2 separate regions of the Homo sapiens genome follow, and region 1 is linked to region 2. A link is an interaction called in ENCODE POLR2A ChIA-PET data of the cell type or tissue named here. Cell type or tissue: OCI-LY7. All regions are shown on one strand. Links, peaks and the distances in the headings refer to the core of each region. The heading gives the core; the rest is flanking DNA.

Evidence for each region. ChIA-PET counts read pairs that join two places held together with the same protein. Peaks named below come from ENCODE experiments on the same cell type or tissue, not always from the same donor. Only the 100,000 strongest peaks of a DNase experiment are listed, where the experiment ranks them.
Region 1: POLR2A ChIA-PET joins it to region 2 with 8 read pairs; 2 of 35 experiments call an interaction of 5 or more read pairs at or near these places.

Annotation. Positions count from the first base shown.
Region 1 is chr11:59,087,984-59,093,375 of GRCh38, forward strand. All of the region lies in intron 2 of GLYATL1B (glycine-N-acyltransferase like 1B), which reads left to right. Among named protein-coding and RNA genes, the nearest start is that of GLYATL1B, 4.4 kb to the left of the region's middle. In OCI-LY7, for the core only: no CTCF peak of the experiment used is centred there; a DNase peak (open chromatin) is centred at 388; H3K4me3 peaks cover 535 bases; H3K27ac peaks cover 859 bases.
Region 2 is chr11:59,006,841-59,012,232 of GRCh38, forward strand. All of the region lies in intron 3 of GLYATL1-AS1 (GLYATL1 antisense RNA 1), which reads right to left. Among named protein-coding and RNA genes, the nearest start is that of GLYATL1-AS1, 49 kb to the right of the region's middle. In OCI-LY7, for the core only: no CTCF peak of the experiment used is centred there; a DNase peak (open chromatin) is centred at 3,031; H3K4me3 peaks cover 481 bases; H3K27ac peaks cover 620 bases.

The sequences.
Region 1 (5,392 bases), core at 235-5,234, 81 kb after region 2:
ATTTAGAGATGAGGAAACAACACTGAGAAATATTCAGTCAGGTAGCTGCTGGATACCATCTGTTAAAGCATTCCCCAATCTGAATTCAAGTTCAACGGACTCTGCCACTTTTACTAGCTATATAACCATAGGCCCTTCTGTGAGTTTTATCATCTGTTAAAATGGGAAAAATAGGAGGACATTCTTCAGAGGATTACACAAGGTTTAAATGAGATACCACATGTCAAACACTTAGTATATAGCACATAATTCTAAATAGTATTTACCATAATTAGCCATTATTGGCCGAGGACACACAAGGAATACACGATTAAGCTGAAATAGTAATACAAACCTAGGTCTATTTTTTGGCCCTAAAGACTTCCCCTTTTTGTGTCTGTTTCATGCACATCTGATTAGTGAACTGAAGCCTCATGGCCAGCCCAGCTTCAGGTGGGTATAGACACTGAGCCCCCACATAATAATAAGCTGAGCCTAATACCTTCCCCAGGGATGTTCTTTTGATCTCCTGGTTTCCTGACAATTTCGGATCGATGATTAATGGTTAGTTTACTTGATCCATGGTCCAATTTCTTCAAAGTGTCATACGCTAAATAACTGTATGAACCAAATAGTTCTTTTTACTTCAGTAACTTTGTAGTCACTATGTGTATTTTAACAATGTAACTGTACCATCAAGCTGTAACTTCATATATGCATTGCTTTGAACAAGGCTAGTTTTTATATAGTGAGTCAGCAAACAAAAATATTAAAATATAAAAGTTCCATGCCACACATATATGACCAAAAAAATGGAAAGAATGAAATATGCTGCAATTTACTTGGAAATACATTCACTTAGTCTGATTCCATAGTATACCATGTTTCTTTCAGTATTGAAAATCAATGCAATTTTGAAGAAGACCTTTTTAAGGTGAGATGCAGGAGAATTTCTCTAGAAAAATATTAATTTTTCTTTGTTGGTTCCTAATCAGAAAGATAATATATGCTGATTATAGAAGTGGAAAAATTCAACATGATTTTAAGAAGTTAATAACCTCTCACCTCTTTGCCCTCCTCTCCTCCATTCCTACCCTTTGGGGTAATCGGTGTCCTTGGCCATATTAACACACAAACGGATATTCAGTTATGATCTCTTCTGTAATCGCTTTTTAATTTGCCTTTGACATATGGACATTGCTTTGAGTGAATCAATACAGCACTAACATATTTGTTTTAATAACTGTGGCGTTCCATAGAGTCAATGCAATGCTATTTAGTCAGTCATTCTCCTCCTGTTGGGTTCAAATTGTTCATACTTCTTTGCCATTACAAACAATGCTTCAATAAACATCCTTGTATACATGTCTTTACATCCTGGAAACTTTTCTCAATGCAATTGGTTTCCAAAAGGGATAAGTCCAAGTCAGAGCTTATCTTATCCTAAGTAGGCACTGCCAGACTACCCTCCCAAAGGATTCCACAGTATTATTTCCATTAGCAATCTGTGGAAGAATTGTTTCCCACATTCTCATCAGCAGTGAATGTTATCCTTCTTCTACTTTATGCCAAACTGGTGGGTGAAAAGTGGCATCTTATTGTAGATTTAATTTGCATTTCCCTGACTAGTGATATTCAACATATATTTTCATATGATTATCAGTCATTTTGGGTTTACTTCTGAACTGTTTATATTGTTTGACCATTTTTACACTGGGATTTTGTGTCATTCTTAAAATTCTCTATGTGTTTTGGATATGAGGGATACTAACACAAGGTGTATGCTACAAATTTGTTGCCCAATTTAGAATTATTTTCTAATTTGATAGATTTTCACATGAAGCAATTTTTAATTTTCATGTAATCAAATATATTATCTTTTTCACTATGATTCCTGAGGCTTTGGGAGTTTTTTTGTTAATAATTAGGAAGATTTTTCCTAAACCAAGATCGTACAAGTTGTTTTTTTCATTTTGTCTTACAGTGAGTTAATTTTTACTTTTGACATTTCAAACTTCATTCTATTTGGAATATATTTTTGAATAGCATGAATTAACATTCTTTTATATTTATCCCCCGAATGGCTGGCTAATTACGTTAGTGCTATTTATTAAGTAAGTCATTCTGCTACTGAAACATAAATGTCTATTTTGTCATATAACTTTTATATATTTTTGTAGCTATTTCTGTATTTGTTTCTAATCTTTTCTCATGCTATTTCATTGTTTTGTGGCAAATTTTAATATCTAATAAAGCAAATCACCCTTCACTAATCTTTTTCTTGCTTTCCTATTTCTTATAAACTTCAGAGCTATATGAACAAAAACTAATTTTTCAGTTCCCCAATTTCCCCAACTAAGTATTGCAATTGTGATTTGTATTGGAGGAGCTTTTTTAGACAATTGTGGAAGCATTAATATTTTTGTGATACTAAATATTTTTATCAAGAAATATGGTCTTTCTCTCACTTTTTTCAGTTTCTGTTCTATGCCATCTGGTAAAATATTAGTGTTTTCCTGAGGTAAACTACGTGATTTTTCCATTAAGTTTACCCTTAGGTATTTTATATTATTTTTTAAGATTATTAAATTATTTTTCCTTTTCTATTTCTGAGCATTATTATTTTGTTATTGCTTTCTATTTATATTCTTCATTTCCAAATATGTCACACTATGCTTTAAAATCTTCTTTGTTTGCCTGGGGTGTTATTTGTTTTTGTTTTCTGTCGAAGTCTCTTATATTTTCTAAATGTGTAATACTGTAATCTATAAACAAAGTAATTTGCTGCTTCTTTGCCAATATTTGTATGGGTTTTTACTTTCTTGCCTTATTGTATAATGTACAACCTAAGAAAACAATACCAAGTAGCCATAATAAAAGTTCTATCCTTGTCTCATTCCTGATTTTAATGAAATAGCTATAAAAACTTACCTTTGGAATTACATTTAATTCTGTCTTTACAGGCTTAGAGCACTTTCCTGTTTTCCCATTTTCATAGAAATTATATTTAGAATGAACGGTAGATTTTATGTTATTTCATTTTTGTCTTTTTATGGCAATTTATATACTCATGTAATTTTTTCCTCCTTTAATTTATTACCCTAAAAGATCTTCTGATCAAACTCATTCTGGCCTTTCTAAAACAAACTGTTCATGTTCACATTCTTTTCATATGCTACTGAATATTTTATTCAGAATTTTTGCATCTGTATTCATAAGCCAATATGGTCAGTAACTCTCTTTTTGTTATTTCTTTACCAGATTTGGCATTAGGATATTTTCATCTGTTACCAAAGTCTACTATTAAAATTATGTGTTTGGTTTTGCCTTATGTAGAATTGAAATGTAAAATAATCTAATTTTGGCTACTTTTTAGTTTGTAATTTCAACTTTCCTTTTAGATAAAGGGGGTACATGTGCATATTTGTTACACGCAAATATTGCATGATGCTGAGTCTTGGAGTATGGACAGATCCCATCACCCTGGTAGTGAGCATAGTACCCGATAGGTAGTTTTCTAACCCAGCCCCTTTCCCTCCACCCTCTAGAGTCCATAGTGTCTATTGTTCTCACATTTATGTCCATGTATGTTCAATGCTTAGCTCCCAGTTATGAGTGAAAACGTGATATTTGATTTTCTGTTACAGCATTAATTTGCTTAGGATTATTACACTGTGGAAAGTAGTCTGGAAATTTCTTAGAGAACTTAAAAGAGAGTTGCCATTCGACCCAGCAATGCCATTACTAGGTAAATACCCAAAAGAAAATGAATCGTTCTACCAAAATGACACATGCACTAGGATGTTCATTGCTGCACTGTTCACAATAGCAAAGACATGGAATCATCACAGATCCCCATCAAAGGTGCATTGGATAAAAAAACTTGGTACATGTATTCCTATGGAATACTACACAGCAATAGAAAAGAATAAAATATTGTCCTTTGTAGCAACACGGATGGAGCTGGAAGCCATAATTCTTGTCCACTTTTCAAATGGTAGATATTTCATTTCATTTCCGATATTTCTATTAGTTCATTGAAGTTTTCTATTTTTTGAAAGTCAATTTTGATAGTTTATTCTTGAGGGATAACATCCATTTCTTTATCAGTGAATATGTTGCCTTGGAGTAGTATATAATCTTCTATTATAAGTCTTTTTCCTTTTCTGTTTCCATTCTCATGGCTCATACTCTATGCCTTTTTTTTTTCTTTTTTCTCTTTCTCTTCTATTTCCTTTAAATGCCTTACCAGAAGTTTATCTCTCTCTCTCTTCTGCTCTTTCTTTTTGCCATTTAAAAATGAACTTTTGGCTTTATATATCATTTGCACTGTGTCTTGTTCTACATTTCATTATTTATGGCTTTCATTTTTACAAATTGTTCCATTTGTTATTTTCTAGTCTACTTTGATATTCTTTTTATAATTCTTTGAATATTTACTTGGCTATGTTCAGTCATTCTTTTAAAATCCGGTCTTTTAAAACATCTACTCTTTTAAATTCACTGAGGTGTTGTGTTTTGGCCATATTCAGGAACTTGCATTTATAAAAGCATCCTCAAATTCTTGAAGGTTTCTTTAAAATTAGTTACACTATTTTCTCTTTTACTCCTTAACAATACAATTTTCAACATAATATTAATACATGCACTGCTAAAACTCACACTTATTGTTTATATTTCCCCTGATAAACAGATACTCATCGTCCCATGAAGTTTGTGGCTTGTGAGAATGAGATCACAAGTATCTTTCTTTAAAACCCATGAGTCTAACACCACATAAATTGCGCAGAGTGCTACGGAAAATTCAGTTACTTCATTCTATTTTGTGGGCTTCTGGCTGTAAAGGCCATGTCACTCTTCAAAGAGGCTGATATCCTGTAGCCTTGGGAAAAGGCAATGTCTCCTTAATGTTTATATTCACTAAAGTATCTTGCTCAAACCCTGGACACTGCAGATTCTAGAACAATATAGATTGTAGGTGTCTGGTGAAACAGTAGGCACTATAACTTAGAGAAATCATGGTTAAATTCATCTTGTGCCGAGCTTAAGAACTTAACCCTATCAACACGGACTCAGTACAACCCAGAATATGTCCCACAGGGGGTTATGTGGGGCACAGTATATATAACAGGGGGATATGTGTGGTCCAGGAGGTGAGAGAAGCAGGGAGAGAAGCAATTGTTGCATTCCTTTGCTTCTGCTGGGCGCTCTGTGATGCTATATATAAAATAAGGTAAGTGTGCAGTTGAGTGGGTAGGGAGAAAAGTGAGGCATCTTAAGGCCTGGTGGAGGGTGACTGATTTCATCCTGTCTTTGTTATGTATCTGAGAAGCAGGTTTATAACCAGTAACTGTCAGTGTTCAATATTTAACAAACTCCAGTTACACAGGTAAGAGGTCAGCAGTAGCTTATA
Region 2 (5,392 bases), core at 313-5,312:
CTATTGGATCAGGTGTTTTTTAACAAAATCGAGAGGAAAAGGAGCCAGTAGAAGAGATCGGAAACATGGCAAAAAAAAAAAAAAAGAATGTGAAAAATAAGAGAATGACCTTGGAAGTCAAAATAAGAGAAACCTTCAAGGAAAGAGTGACCAAAGCAGTCAAAGGTTGCTGAGAAGCTAAAAGAGATGAGTACTAAAGGCGGCAGTGCATTTTGAAGTTAGGAGTTGATTACCGACTTTGTAAGAGACATGGACAGGAGAAGAAATCAGATTATGGGGATTGGAGACTAAATGAAATGTGAGGAAGTGAAGGTAACTTTTTGAAAGAGCTTGACCAGAAAAGAAAGAAGAACACGAGAGTATCAAGGGGAAGAAGAGAGGTACAAGAGCTCAAAGAAAGGCATTTCTCTTATTAGATGAGAGTTAAGCATACCTATACTAACTACAAGAGGTAAGATGTAAGTCATTGATAGGCCAATGTGTCTAACAGGACATAGAAAGGTGACAGAAATTCAATGACCTTATGTACAAAATGCCAGCCACTATTTCAGCTTATTTATGTTGACTAATTCATGTAATCATCAACCATAATTATCAGCATACTTGTTAAATTAAGTTTTGAACAGGAAGAATACTTCTTCCAGTGAGAAGTCAAAAAAATTTAGGATGGATGCAGATGCAAATGTATGTATGTAGGTATACAGCAGGTCATCAAATAATGTCATTTTGTTCAATATCTTTTCATTATAATGGTGAAGAGAAAAAAAACAGTTCCTGGCTGGACCACTGTCTATGTGCAGTTTGCCTGTCCTCCTCATGTCTGTGTGGACTTTCTCTGGATAATCCCATTTCCTCTCACATCTCAAAAATGTGTACATTAGTATATTGACATGTCTAAATTTTCACAGGATGAGTGTGTTTGTGTGTGTGTGAGAGAGAGAGTGTGTATGTGTGTGTGTGCACGTGTGTCCCCAGGATGGAAGGGTTTCCAGTCCAGGGTGGGTTCCTGCCTTGTGCTCTGAGCTACCAGGATAGGCTTCAGCCACTTGCTCCGCTGAACTGCAATAAGGCAGTTGAAAAATGAATGAATGAAACATTCATAATAAAACAAAAATTCATAAAGTCTATGATAATGATACAAATGCATGACAATAAACAATGCTGTGCAAAAGGACTCAGCGAGCCCATCATATTTGTGATGGATTTTTAAATTCATAGATACAAGAGTTGCTTCTTACACCTTTTGCTTTGCAAACATTTATTTCTCAATTTAACTCACCACCACTGTGATCACCATCACACATCAACGCAACAAAAATCAGGTAAATAATTATCTTACTTGTTTGTATCAATATTTCTTAAATGTATATACAGCTTACATTTATTGCATTGTTTTATATTAGAAGTGCTTCAGTTCTTTATAAGTTTGGTGATGTTTTTGTCACCAGAAATATGCTGTAGGAACTTAACTCTTCTTTATATTAATTAGCTTATGGTAAAAATAATTTTGATATGTGTTGTTTCATTTGATGTTGCAGTTTCCAAGAACCTATTGACAATGTTAAGTAAGGACTAATTGTATACAGGAGTACACAGGGTTAGAAAAAAGGAGCATAGAGTTGGCAAGTTATTTTTGAATGTCTATTTCCTGGAAGAGGTAAAATTTCTTCCTATTCCCAAAATCACTTTTTAGAAGTGAGTGGGTGAGGGAGTATGCCAAGAAAGTGTTCAGAAAAAGAAGTAGGATGTTAGGGGAAATGGTTAGGGTATAAATGGCTTTTGATGTTAATGGGAGAAACAGTGGACTAGAATTAGCAAGGACTGGCAAGCATGCTTAGGATCATGTAAAGAGGGACACCATCACTGGAAGTGTTACTCAACAGTATATTAAGCTCAGCACCCTAAAAGTAGAAGCACAGAAGACAAATTAAAACAAACCAAGATTGGCTTTTTCAGGGCTGGATAACAAAAAAGATAAGGGACAAAGCATTTGAGAACATAGTAATGAGGGATTGAAACTCACATCTAAGATAGAGAAGAAAAAAGTAAAGTAGGTTGGAGACCAATAAAGTGAGAAAATATAGAAAAAGCAAGGGACGAAAGTACTTGATGAAGTCAAAGAATAGCAATGTTAATAGACAGGGGAAAATGTACTTACAAATAGGAGACTGGAGTCAGATATTAGGCTATTAGAGGTTGAGATTTCAGAGGTATTCAGAAGTAGATCAGTTTGGCATGTATGACTGTTGGCATCAACTCCAAGTCAATAGAGTAGGAGCCAAGAAGGGAATGGGAGCTTCAGGTATCACAGACATGAACAGGATGTAGCAGAAGTTGGCTGAAGAGAAAAATTAGGATGTCAGGTGCCAAATATTTCAACGAATGCAGAGAAATTTGGCAGAGGGCAACAGAAAAGCATTGTTTTATTCCAGCCACATGACACAGAAGGAAGAAGGAAGATTTTTCTATGCAAATAAGTAATACTCTAGAAGCAGGATTGGAGGCAAGGAGAATACTGATTTTTTTTCTTTTTGGTAACTATATTACCCTGGAGATCTAGAGGTTGTTAGAGAAATGTTTAAGCATATTGATAATTTATAATTCAAGGAAAGCATTTGGACATTTTACAAATTCAAAAGGCTACACACTGGCTTTTTCTAAAGTATTTTCCAGCTTCAGGTACCTAAAAGGTTTTGAAGAATTTGTTCTCAACATTGAGACCCTGGTGAGTGCTCATTCCAAGGGTTTTCAGGGGAAAAGAAATAAATTAACAAATACAAATGATTGAGAACAAGAATCCTAATTAATTGAAATGCCAAGAAAAAAAGGCTGTTCTAAACAATTCTGCTTACCTGAAGTTTCTTTGCAGAGCTGTAGGCACACTGCCTGCTGCACTTGCTCAGAATGGCAATGGAAAGGTTTCTGTAGCTAACACTCTATGGACTCAGACACACTAAAATTCAATTGACTCACGCTGTCACTGTTTAGCATAAAGCTTCAGGAAGTTATGGGTTCCTGTAGATTAAACCAGATGTTCTGTCCGTAGACAGGAAGTCAGAGGCTTTGTGGACCAGAGGAGGACTGAGACCATGTTCTGTATTGAGCAGCCTCTACAATTATAAGAAGTTTTACACAAGAAGCTTTTGATTTATACATAACTTGTTATAGCTGAAAGAGTATTCTAGAACAATATTAAGTCAATTTTCTAGAGTTGGCAAAAATAGCACAGCTGCAGCCTTATTTAAAACAAGTTAGCAGAGCAAACAAAGAGTTGGAAAGTTTGGTTTCAAGGCAAAATACCTGGCCTAATACTTTCAACCATTTGTGGGTTGGAAAAAGACAAGAATGCCTCAAGAAAGTTACTGTAATAATGAGAACTGGGTTTCATATACCTTGTCCTCTGGTTGTCTAAAGTGGAGCAAGAGGGAAGGGTATTGTAAGTATAAGAAGAAAAAGCAATTAGTGGAGAAAAGTTTCAGGGGGACTGGAATTAGCTTTGTAGAGGAATAGAGACAAACATTGTTTTCAATGTGTGTTCCTCACACCATCTACTTCAAGATCAATTGGGCTTGCTTGTTAACAATACAAGAACTTTTCCAGATCAGGTAAATCAGAGGCTCCCAAAGTGCCTGGCAATCTGTATCTTATAAAAAGCTATCTAAAAGAGTCTGATCTATATTATATTTTGAAAACATTGAGATTAAAAAATGGGAAAATATGTTATAAAATTTTTATCCTGGGTGCAGTGGCTTACACCGGTAATACCAGCTACTTGGGAGTCTGAGGCAGAAGGATTGCTTGAGGGCAGAAATTTGATATGAGCCTGGGCAACCTAATAAAACTCATCTTTAAATTTTTGGTTTTTAATTAGCCACATATAGGGGCATGTGTCTATAGTACCAACTACTCAGGAGACTGAGATGAAAAGATTGCTTGAGCCCAGAAATTTGAGATCGCAGTGAGGTATTTCACCACTGCACTTCAGCCTGGGCAACAGGGTGAGATACTCTCTCTAATTAAAAAGAAAAAAAAGTCTTTACCCACTTTCTGGAAGTGAAAGCAACTTCAAATTGTAATCATTTATGACATGAGAAAAACAAGAGTTATTTTTACACAAATAAGGAAGCTGTTGCTGACAAAAAAGTAAATGTCTTCCCTCAAGTCACAAAACTAACCATTGGCAATGTCTGGAATATGAGGCCGAATATCGAATTCTTTTAATGACACCATGATTCCATAGACAGTGATTCCCTACCCTTAGGCAGTTTATAACTTCTTACAAACCTAAATCATCTACTCCAGACGACATATTAAAAATTATCAATTAGGATTTTCTACTATCTGCACATGCTTGCTGTGTAAGGCATTGAATTTTATACTTTTAGTTACTCTACTTTTTGAACCAAAAGTTGTTCACATAATCAAAGAATTTTTACATATTTATAATTGTAAATGATTAATTTGTTAAATCTATATGAAAGTTTATAGAGTTTACAGTAAACTAATCATCCTTTTAAAAAAATGGTCCATTTAAACTACTCAATACGTATTTTTTATTCCATAATTGACAGCACACTGTGGATAGCTGAGAGACCACATATTTTATTTCTATACTGAGTATTACTTAAGTAATTTCTTAAGCTATTAAATATTTTTTAAATAGTTTATAATGGGGAGGAGAAGCAAAGCAAATGGCAGAATAGAAGGCTCCACTAATCATTTCCCCATACCCCACAAGGCCCCAAGTTAACAACTACACAGAAAAAATACCTTCATGAGAACCAAAAATCAAGTGAGCACTCATAGTACCCGGTTTGGACTTCATATCCCTAAAAGAGGCACTGAAGAGATGGAAAAAAACAGTCCTGAATCACCAACCCCCCTCCCTCCCAACCTCAGTAGCAGTCATGTGGTGCACAGTCTATCTCTGGGCACGGGGGGGAAGGAAGAACACAGCAATTATGAGGCACTGAACTCATTGTTGTTATGTTAGACACAAAGGAAAACTAGATCAAACTCAGCTGACACCTGCCCCTGGAGGCAGAGGGAGCATTTAAGCCAGTCCTAACCTGAGAGGAATCAGCAATCCCAGCAGTAAGAACTTCAGTGCCTGAAAACCTCACCACAGGGGGCCTACAGTTCTCTGTGTTTCCAAGTAAACTTGAAAGGCAGTCTAAGCCATAAGGACTGCAACTCTTAGGTGAGTCCAGTGCTGAATAAGTCCCAGAAATTGTGGACTAGGGGGATATTTGACATACTGAGACACCAGCTGGGTCAGCCAAAGGAGTGCTGTTATCACCCCTCCCCCAACTCCAGGTTGCATATCTCGCAGCTCCCAAAGAGACTCCTTCCTTCTGCTGGAGGAATGGAAAGAAACAGTAAGGAAGACTTT